2 separate regions of the Homo sapiens genome follow, and region 1 is linked to region 2. A link is a loop called in an ENCODE intact Hi-C map of the cell type or tissue named here. Cell type or tissue: PC-9. All regions are shown on one strand.

Region 1 (5,000 bases), 180 kb after region 2:
CTATTCCTAAAGCTAAAGTACAACTTGTGTATCAAGCAATTGGGAAGGCAAAAAATAAAAAATACATCTTCTTCCACAAAAAATTATGTTTTAAAAGTTCATAATAACACGGTTAAATACTTTTGTTATAATATCGAATAGAGAAAAGATAGCAAACTATATATAAAATGTAGTCTACAGGGGTGAAAAGGGAAAGTTTTTTTTTTTTTTTTTAAAGAAAATCACCAAACTATTAATAGAAGCGGTTTCTGGGTGGTAGATATGCACGTACGTGGCATTTAAATTTTTTCCACTGTTCTATATTATTAAAAAACTGAGAATATGCTTAAAATTAGAAAACATAAACATTATTTTGAAAAAGACTTTCTCTGATCTACTTTCTTCTATCCATACTTTTTTTTTTTTTTTTTTGAGACAGGCTTTTATTCTGTTACCCAGGCTGTAGTACAGTGACACAAACATGGCTCACTGCAGCCTTGACCTCCTGAGCTCAACTAATCCTCCCAAGTAGCTACGACTACAGTTGGGCACCATCACACCCAGCTAATTTTTTAATTTTTGTAAAGACAGGGTCTCACCATGTTGCCCAGGCTGGTCTTGAACTCCTTGGCTCAAGCAATCCTCCTGCCTCAGTTTCCCAAAGTACTGAGATTACAAATATGAGCCACCACACCCAGCATAAAACTACCCACACCAAGGCTGGGTGCAGTGGTTCACGCCTGTAGTCTCAACACTTTGGGACTACAGGTGGGTGGATCACGAGGTCAGGAGTTCAAGACCAGCCTGGCCAACATGGTGAAACCCCATCCTTACCAAAAAAAACCACAAAAATTAGCTGGGCATGGTGGCGGGCGCCTGCAACCCCAGCTACTCAGGAGGCTGAGGCAGGAGCCCGGGAGGCGGAGGTTGCAGTGAGCTGAGATCGTGCCATTGCACTCCAGCCTGGGTGACAGAGCAAGACTCCGTCTCAAAAAAAAAAAAAAAAAAAAAATTACTACCCACACTTACAGGGAAAAAATAAAGGCATAAAAAAACGGCTTTATTTGAATTAATAAAAAAAGGTTTAAATAAGATTTTATTCCATTTAAATTATTATGAAGAATCAGTGACCCTTACATGAAGGCAATGGGACAAAGGTCAAAAGGAAGGGGTAAAGAAAAGGGTTTACTCCTGTCACCCCACCTTTCCTCCTTCTTGGTCATCATCAATCCAATCAGTACTAAACACCCCTTTTATACCCACGTTAGTGAATTTCTTAAAGCCGAGGTCTACGTCTTAATCATCTTTTCATCCCCAGTGCCCAGGGTCATTAAAAGGCAAAATGAGAATCCAAGATCTCTATTCAATAAAAATAAAAAGTACAAATGAGACAATACTTGCCTTTATGGGACTATGTGATAGGAAAGACAATCATAACACGTAACTTGAAATACATTATGGTATAAGCTTTAACATACGATATAATAGGGACACAAAAGGAGGAAATGTTCAGTTCAACTTGGGGATTTGGGTAAAGGTTTATGGGGAACAGTTGCATTTTGAAGGATGCCTATGAATTTTCTAGGTCAATACACAAATGAAGGGCATTTCAAGCAGGACAAAAATACAGAGAAATAAAATAGGATGGTAAGTAAAATGTTTATATAAGTCAACTGGAAATCTTGTTAAAATGCAAATTGATTCAGTAAGTCTAGGATAGTGCCTGAGATTCTGTATTTATACAAGCTTCCAGGTAATGCCAATGCTGCTTGTCAACAGACTGTAGTTTAAGTAAGCAAGGAGTTAGAGCATCTATTAGCAACTCTGTATACCTGGAGTACATGGTGGGAAAAAGGTAACATCAGAATTTGAAGCTTAACCAAAAGACGGTAAACTGCTTGACTATTAGAAGTATCTCAGCTTAACAGGAACTATTCTGCCTTAATAAGCAATAACACAGTTCTCAGGAATTTTAAAAATTAGATTCACGTCATGAAACTATCACAACTAATGAAAGAATGAGAAATACAAAGGAAGTCTGAAGTAAGAAGATAAAGGTAAAGTATTAAACAGAATACACAGATTCTCCAAAAAAAGGAAAATAATGAGTATATCTAATTTTTATGTCATAGTAAGTCTGAAGTTATAAATAAATCAAATTGATACATTTTACTTACAAAATCATCTTCACCTTCAGCTACACCATAATTAGGCAACATAGCTCCCTCCATTGTGGTACTTTTGAATACTCCTTTAATTTTGCTACCTATTCTGCTGATTCCAAATGATTCTCCCCTTTTCTGTGTGTTCCTGAATATTAAACAAAAATGTATCAAGTACATAGCAAATTATCACAACAGTCTAGTTTATTGAAAACCATTATTAAAAAAAAGAAAAACAGTTTTGAAAATGATAAACTAAAGGTATAGCTAACATAACTTTTGGAGTTTTCATACACGGATTAAGTATCAACATCTCAGAAGTCAAAAATGACACAGTATTTAAAGTTTAAATTTGGTGGATGAATAAATGGGACAATATTTATTTATAAACACTCAAAATTTACCTAGTATTAACTTCAAAATATTAACAGGATTAGAATTTTTAAAAGATGAGAGCCCCCTAGTGGAATATAGTTCTTATTGCAATATTTCAAAATAGATTAAAAAATGCTTAAGATCTGTTCAAAACCAAAAACATCCCTTTAGAGTAACTGGACTAAAATTATGCGACAGAAAAAAAAAACATTAAACTATTACTTTCTCAGTACTTCATTTTCAGATGGAACTTTAAGAAAAAGAATAGTGCCAAAGGGAAAGGTTAGCAATGAGCACAGGGATAAAAGCAAATGTAGCCCAAGGAAGCAGTCTGCTCTGCCATAAATATTAAATGTTGGTTTTGCCATTTTTTTAAGCTGAATTTCTGAAAGCAGAAATAGCTGAAAAGCAACAAGACAAATAAGCCAAAAGTAGCAAAAATGTCCGTTAGCCTGCTACCCAATGTTTCAGCAATTAAAACCGTAACTTTTATCCAATTTAAAAGTCATGCTCAAGGCCAGGCACAGTGGCTCACACTTGTAATCCCAGCACTTTGGAAGGCCAAGGCAGGCAGATGACCTGAGGTCAAGAGTTCGAGACCAGCCTGGCCAACATGGCGAAACTGCGTCTGTACTAAAAATACAAAAATTAGCCGGGCGAGGTGGCAGGCACCTGTAATCCCAGCTACTAGGAAGGCTGACACAGAAGAATCACTTGGACCCGCAAGATTGCACCACTGCACTCCAGCCTGGGCAACAGAGTGAGGCTCCATCAAGAAAATATATATAAAATAAAATAAAGTCACGTTCACTATGTAATACTGCTCTTACAACCGATATCCAAATAAAAATAACTACTTTAAAACCTGAGAAAGTTTGTTTTGAATGCTTAAGTGTATAGCTATTACTCCTATGAGAAAAATTAAGTTATCTACTGAAATAATACAATTACAGAAAGAAAATTAATCAAGTTTCAAATACACCAATATGTAGTAATGTGTATTTTACACACATCCAAGAAGTAAATCAAACTTCTGGAAAAACACTAATAATAAGTAGTAAGCAGTAAAAGGGGTACTTAAACTAGATTATTTTATCTAAACAAACATACAATTAGGGTTTTTTTTAATCCAGAATTGTAGACACAATTGTCCTTGATTTAAAAAACATTTCCCAAGACATAAAAATGTTAACAAAATATTTTTAAAATCTCTAGACTCTAGATAGTTTATTCCAGTCTCTACAACATGGATACTATAAAACAATGGGGGTTGTTGAAATCTAAAAACTCTCACTTATGATTATTATGCCCAGAAATACAGAAACATCATACTTATTTTAAAAAAAGTTCTTTAAACATAGTTCTAAAATTAATTTAGCAAAATCAACAAGAACAAAAATGAGTCAACAGCCTTAAAATACAAGATACTGACAAATTAAACAATGAAAATATCTTTAAAGTATCAGGACATTTTTATTTTATGATGGCATATCATGCTATTTCAAAAAGGAGGTATGTAGAATAAAAGTAGGTATTCATTTTAAAAGATTATCCTAAATAACTAGGATATAATGGCAGTTAATACCACAGTGTTCCATTTTTTTCCTTTTTATTTGTATTAGGTTGTTCACAATGTACTTTCTAAAAACATTTAATACTGAAAAGAATCACATGCTCAAGACTTACCGAAAATCATCCAAACTTAGGCTACCTCTGCAATAACAGGTATGTGAAATAATATAAGGAGAGGAAAGAAAGAAAGCCCAGATATTATATAAACTTCATTTTAGAACACAAAACAAAATTTAAAAGCTTCAGAAGTTACACAGGTGTATAACATTCATTTTTGCAAAGGGAAGAAATCTTCATGAATAAGGTGATAAAGGTAAGATAAACGCACATAGCTGTCTTTTGTGTTTGGATGAAGTCTACATTACTAAAAACGGTTCTTAAAAATTAAATATGTTTTCTCTTGGGTGACATGGAAAAAAATTAAATATATCAGGAAATAACTGACTTTTTTCTACATAATTAAAAAAGGTTCTTAGAAATTAAATATCCAGAAATAATTCTGTCTTTTCTTTGTCCTTAGGCATACCATTTCTTTCATGCAGTGGAAAGTATGCAGAGACTGAGCCACCAAAAACCTGGCATGGCACAAAAAACAAACCCATATTTTCCAACATTAAACTTGTGTTCATGTTAGACAGAATCATTTATGCTTCACGTTTTTAGGTTGAGTAAAAAAATATGTTTTAAGCTAAGAAGCACAGTTAACAAAAGATCTCTAAATATTAAAAAACAAAAGTTGTACTTTAAGTATACAATGAAACAGAGAACATGATAAATAATATGCATTAGAATTTTACTTTGAAAATATAAAATGTAGACATAAAATATATGAATACATATTTTATGTAATTTAAGTCATGTAATAGCAAATTAACAAAGCTATTCTAAATTTCCAATGAAAGAATGTTAAGA
Region 2 (5,000 bases):
CAATACCTTCTTCTGGAATACCTCCTGAAGGACCTGCCCAAGGCTGTTTACAGTTAACTTTTATTATAAGTAGAAGGAGTACACTCTAAAATAATGATTAAAAAGTAGAGTATAGTAATCTTATGGGACCACCTCATATATGCCGTCCATTATTAACCAAAATTTCATTATGCAGCACATGATTATATAGTACTATTCCTGGATTTGTTTGAAAGTATATTTGTTACTCCTTGGAAGATGATTAAGCTACCACCATATTTCAGAAAGTTACCTCTAACTTGATGGCCTTTAAGAATACTTTTATAGCTGGTCCCTTTGCTATTAATTAAGCTAAGAATATTTTTATCCTTACAATCATATAAATTCAAAAAGACACTGAGCACTACACTTCTGTACTCTGGGTAAATGATACAACAGATTTCAAGGCAATGTAGCCAATGCTGGGCACCTGGGGGTTTCGGTTCTACTTCTGGATGTGTGAGTTGGGGCAGATGGCTTAGCCTATCTTGATCGTAGTGTCCTCGCAAGTAGAATCCTGTGGAGTGGATTAGAATAACTTCTTAAATAATATTAAGAAATATTTCCATATAGCAAAAAAGTAATATAACAAACACCATGTGCCTAAAGCCCAAACTTTATAAATGTACTGGTACCCCTGTGAACCTGACTCATTAGAAAAGGCTCAGAATTATAAAGGGAGGCCCAGGATGAAGCCTGCCCTGCAGAGCAAAGGCACACATACCTATGGCTGGAAATTGCAGATACAGGATTCTAGACAGAGATCTCCCATGTGGAATTACATTTTTGCAAGGGCATAGACACTTACCCAAGAGGTAAAATAAAAGATGTGTGTGCTGGTCCATTCTAAAAGAGATACAAAGTTACTGAGGTAAAACTTGCTAAAGGTTATCTGAAATATGTTTCACCACCTTATGCCTAACAATGTCCAGGCTTTAAAAGAAAAGGCTAAATATTCCCTAAGATTGGTAGAGAGGATCCCTTTGGAGAGCACTGTTAGAGTGCTAAGCCTCCTCCACTTGCCATGGGTGGTAGGTCCCCTCCAACCTATTCCCATGTGAGGGCCACTTGACAAGATTCCCTGGAGCCTGGAGGACACAGTGGCTGATAATGCCTGGAGGTGCCAGGAGGGGAGGAGGTTTCAAGATAGGGCTGCAGTACTTCTGACCATAGGGAGATACAGTTCCTAAAGCCAGAAGGGACCCCATGGAAGATAGCAAGCTTGCAACATCCAGAAACAACTCTACCCAAAAGGTCTATCTGCCATACTAGATGACCCAGCAGAGAGGGTCTGTGTGGGGTGTACCACCAGAGGCAGGAGTGGTAGATGGTGTCAGAGAAAGGTACAGAGACAGGTTCCCTCAGGGAGTAGAGGTCTCCAAATAGCTCCAGATGTGTTCCCACATCACACAGTCATCTGCCACTGCAAGAGGGCATCATCCCAAACTGCAATCTGAGCCAGTCATGTACCTTGAAGATCAAGGACACCACAGAGCAAGTCAGAGAAGTGTAGAAGACGCTGATGTCTGAGCCTTTCCAGTCCAAGCCAGGCAAGGGCAGGGATGTTTTCATTTGAATGAGCGATTAAAGCTTTTGTTTAGATCACTCTGGACATTTTAAAGGCTTTTAAAGGAGGCTATAAATTAATACCTAAAAGTGACATCAAAATCTATGGGATCTGCTCAAAAAATCAATAAAGGATTGGGAAGTGAGATTTCCACATGGCATATGTGAAAGAAGTGGCATGAGAACATAAAATTATTTTTAATGACATCTGCCACACGGAGGCCAAATATTACATGAATATTTTGCCATATTGGCTTAGATCCTCCTTTTTAAAAAATATAAGGCATTACAGATACAGTAACAGTCCCTCCTTCCCATTACCACTTACCTCCCTCCCTTCCCAGGTGCAACCTCTATTCTAAAGTTGGCGTGTACAGTTCCTGCCTGTGTTTTTATATTCTTCCAATGTAATTATGTATTTGAAAACAGTATATAGTACGTGCTGGAAATTTTTAGCATGATATCTATAGTCCTTTCTAACTATAATTCTATGATATAGTGTGACTTTTTTTATTTTAGTAAAATAATAAAAGTGAAGGGACTTTTCCAATTCCCTCTCTCTACACTTTTGCCTCACTGATCATGAAATACTACAGCTCATGGAGTGATATACAGAGGTCTGTCTATCCTTAAAAAAAAAAAAAAAAATTATTAAGAGATGGGGTCTCACTCTGTCACCCAGGTTGGACTGCGGTGGCACAATCATAGCTCACTGCTGCCTCAAACTTCTGGGCTCATGAGATAACTGCTGCCTTAGCCTCCTGAGTAGCTGGGATTACAGGCATAAGCCACCCCGCCCAGCTGTGCTGTGCTAAATTAAAGGAAGCAAAGCAAGAGGGTTGCAGTGGGAAAGAGCGCCCGGTGCAGATGCAGCAGGTGTCCAGCAGAGGGCGATATCATCTAATAAAAGTGCACACGCCTGGGTGGTTGCTTCGAATAATTGAGCCACTGTATACTTTTAAGATAACATTTTAAGTTCTAGAAGATAATATTCTTAGAAAACACAAGCCTGATCATATGAATTATTTGCCCAAGGTGACAAAGCTAGTTAATATTTACTACTTCTGCCTTCCAATCCAGTGCTCTGGTAGGTCTGTCGGCTGCCCTGCAAACATTCAACAGATATAAGAAATCAAATTGGTCTAAATCAAATCACCGATAATATTTGTACTTTTTATTAAATGTGTTATGATTTTTTGGTGCCAGTTTTAAGCCTGCAACATACTCAACAGGGCACTTTAGTCACCATCAAGATGATTTCAGAGTTTGAGGAAACAACAAGAAACAAAGAATTTGCAAGTGGATAAAATTATTTAAAAATTATAAAATCATACTGAAGCAGGAATATTTTTAACCCAAAAAACAAACTTTAAGTTCTAATTCTTTACATTTATTCTAAGCATATGTTGATAATGTTTTATATGACATTTTTAGAATGATATCAAGTGTACATTCTATTGACTACCCAGTTGGGATAGAAATATTAGTCAGATTAGGACAGTTTATGCTGAAATTACAAAGAAAGCTCACCATCTCATAGCCAAAACGATAAAGCAGGAGTCAGAAAACAAGGCCAGAACCTGCTTTTTTGCAAAGTTTTACTGAAACACAGATACACCCATTTGTTTGCATATTATCTGAGGCTGCCTTTGAGTATCAATAGCAGTTGAATAGTTGCCACGCATATCTTCAATGTCAATGGCCTCTTGACCTGCAAAGCCTAAAATGTACACTACTTGTCTGTCTTAGTCCATTTGTGCTGCTGTAATAGAATACCACAGATTGGATAATTTATAAACAGAAATGTATTGACCCACAGTTCTGGAGGAACTGGATCTTGATATTGGGAACTCCAATATCAAGGCATGACAGGTTTGGCCATTCTGACTCTATGATGACACATGGAACACTGCATCCTCTGGAGGGAGAATGCTTGGCTTCACATGACAGAAAGGCAAAGACACCAAAAGGGGGCCAAACTTGCGTTTTTATCACAGCATTAATCTCACCCATGCGGGTGGCACCTTCATGGCCTAATTGCCTCTTAAAGATCCCACTTCACAATACAGTTGCAATGGCAGTTAAATTTCAACATGAGTTTGGAGAGGGACAAACATGCAAACCATAGTACTGATCTTTTATAGAAAAAGTTTGCCGGACATGAACAGACACTTCTCAAAAGAAGACATTTATGCAGCCAAAAAACACATGAAAAAAGGCTCACCATCACTGGCCATCAGAGAAATGCAAATCAAAACCACAATGAGATACCATCTCACACCAGTTAGAATGGCAATCATTAAAAAGTCAGGAAACAACAGGTGCTGGAGAGGATGTGGAGAAATAGAAACACTTTTACACTGTTGGTGGGACTGTAAACTAGTTCAACCATTGTGGAAGTTAGTGTGGCGATTCCTCAGGGATCTAGAACTAGAAATACCATTTGATCCAGCCATCCTATTACTGGGTATATATGCAAAGGACTCTAAATCATGCTGCTATAAAGACACATGCACACGTATATTTACTGCAGCACTATTCACAATAGCAAAGACTTGGAACCAAGCCAAATGTCCAACAATGATAGACTGGATTAAGAAAATGTGGCACATATGCACCATGGAATACTATGCAGCCATAAAAAATGATGAGTTCATGTCCTTTGTAGGGACATGGATGAAATTGGAAATCATCATTCTCAGTAAACTATCGCAAGGACAAAAAACCAAGCACCACATGTTCTCACTCACAGGTGGGAATTGAGCAATGAGAACATATGGACACAAGAAGGGGAACATCACACTCTGGGGACTGTTGTGGGGTGGGGGGAGGGGGGAGGGATAGCATTAGGAGATATACCTAATGCTAAATGATGAGTTAATGGGTGCAGCACACCAGCATGGCACATGTATACATATGTAACTAACCTGCACATTGTGCACATGTACCCTAAAACTTAAAGTATAATAATAATAAAATAAAATTAAAAAAAAGAAAAAGTTTGCCAATCCCTTCTATAATGCAATGCTGTCCGATAAAACTTTCTATGGTGACAAAAATGTTCTATATCTATACAGTCCAATACGGTAGTCACTAGCCACATATGGCTATTGAGCACTTGAAATATGACTAGCAGTTACCAAAGTGGGAATGGATAGTGAGTAAACAACTAACCATGTTTGCCAATTATTGTATGTCTTAAGCTCCAAGATTATCCTCTGATATTGGTTTACTAGGATTTCATAAATAGGTATGTGTTCTTTGTATTCATTCCTTAATATTGAATAGCAACTAAGGAACAGAATTTTTAATTTCAATTAATTTACATTTAAATCAATTAAAAAACAGGAGCTTTGAGGAACTAATAGCCTAATGGCATTCATTAATCTCTTGGCATCCCACACTGTTTTTTTACA

What was found. Peaks named below come from ENCODE experiments on the same cell type or tissue, not always from the same donor. Only the 100,000 strongest peaks of a DNase experiment are listed, where the experiment ranks them.
Region 1: a loop joins it to region 2, with 11 times the contacts of the local background. A loop is called at or near these places in 35 of 110 quality-filtered maps.

Annotation. Positions count from the first base shown.
Region 1 is chr6:85,534,636-85,539,635 of GRCh38, forward strand. SNX14 (sorting nexin 14) reads right to left here. Exons shown (of 29, transcript NM_153816.6): 16 at 4,203-4,229; 17 at 2,157-2,289. Among named protein-coding and RNA genes, the nearest start is that of SNX14, 57 kb to the right of the region's middle. In PC-9, CTCF peaks have their summits at 2,605 (motif pointing left) and 2,806; no DNase peak of the experiment used is centred here; H3K27ac peaks cover 1,297 bases.
Region 2 is chr6:85,352,752-85,357,751 of GRCh38, forward strand. No RefSeq gene overlaps it. Among named protein-coding and RNA genes, the nearest start is that of LINC02535, 50 kb to the right of the region's middle. RefSeq lists a silencer at 2,348-2,397. In PC-9, a CTCF peak has its summit at 2,483 (motif pointing right); a DNase peak (open chromatin) is centred at 2,480.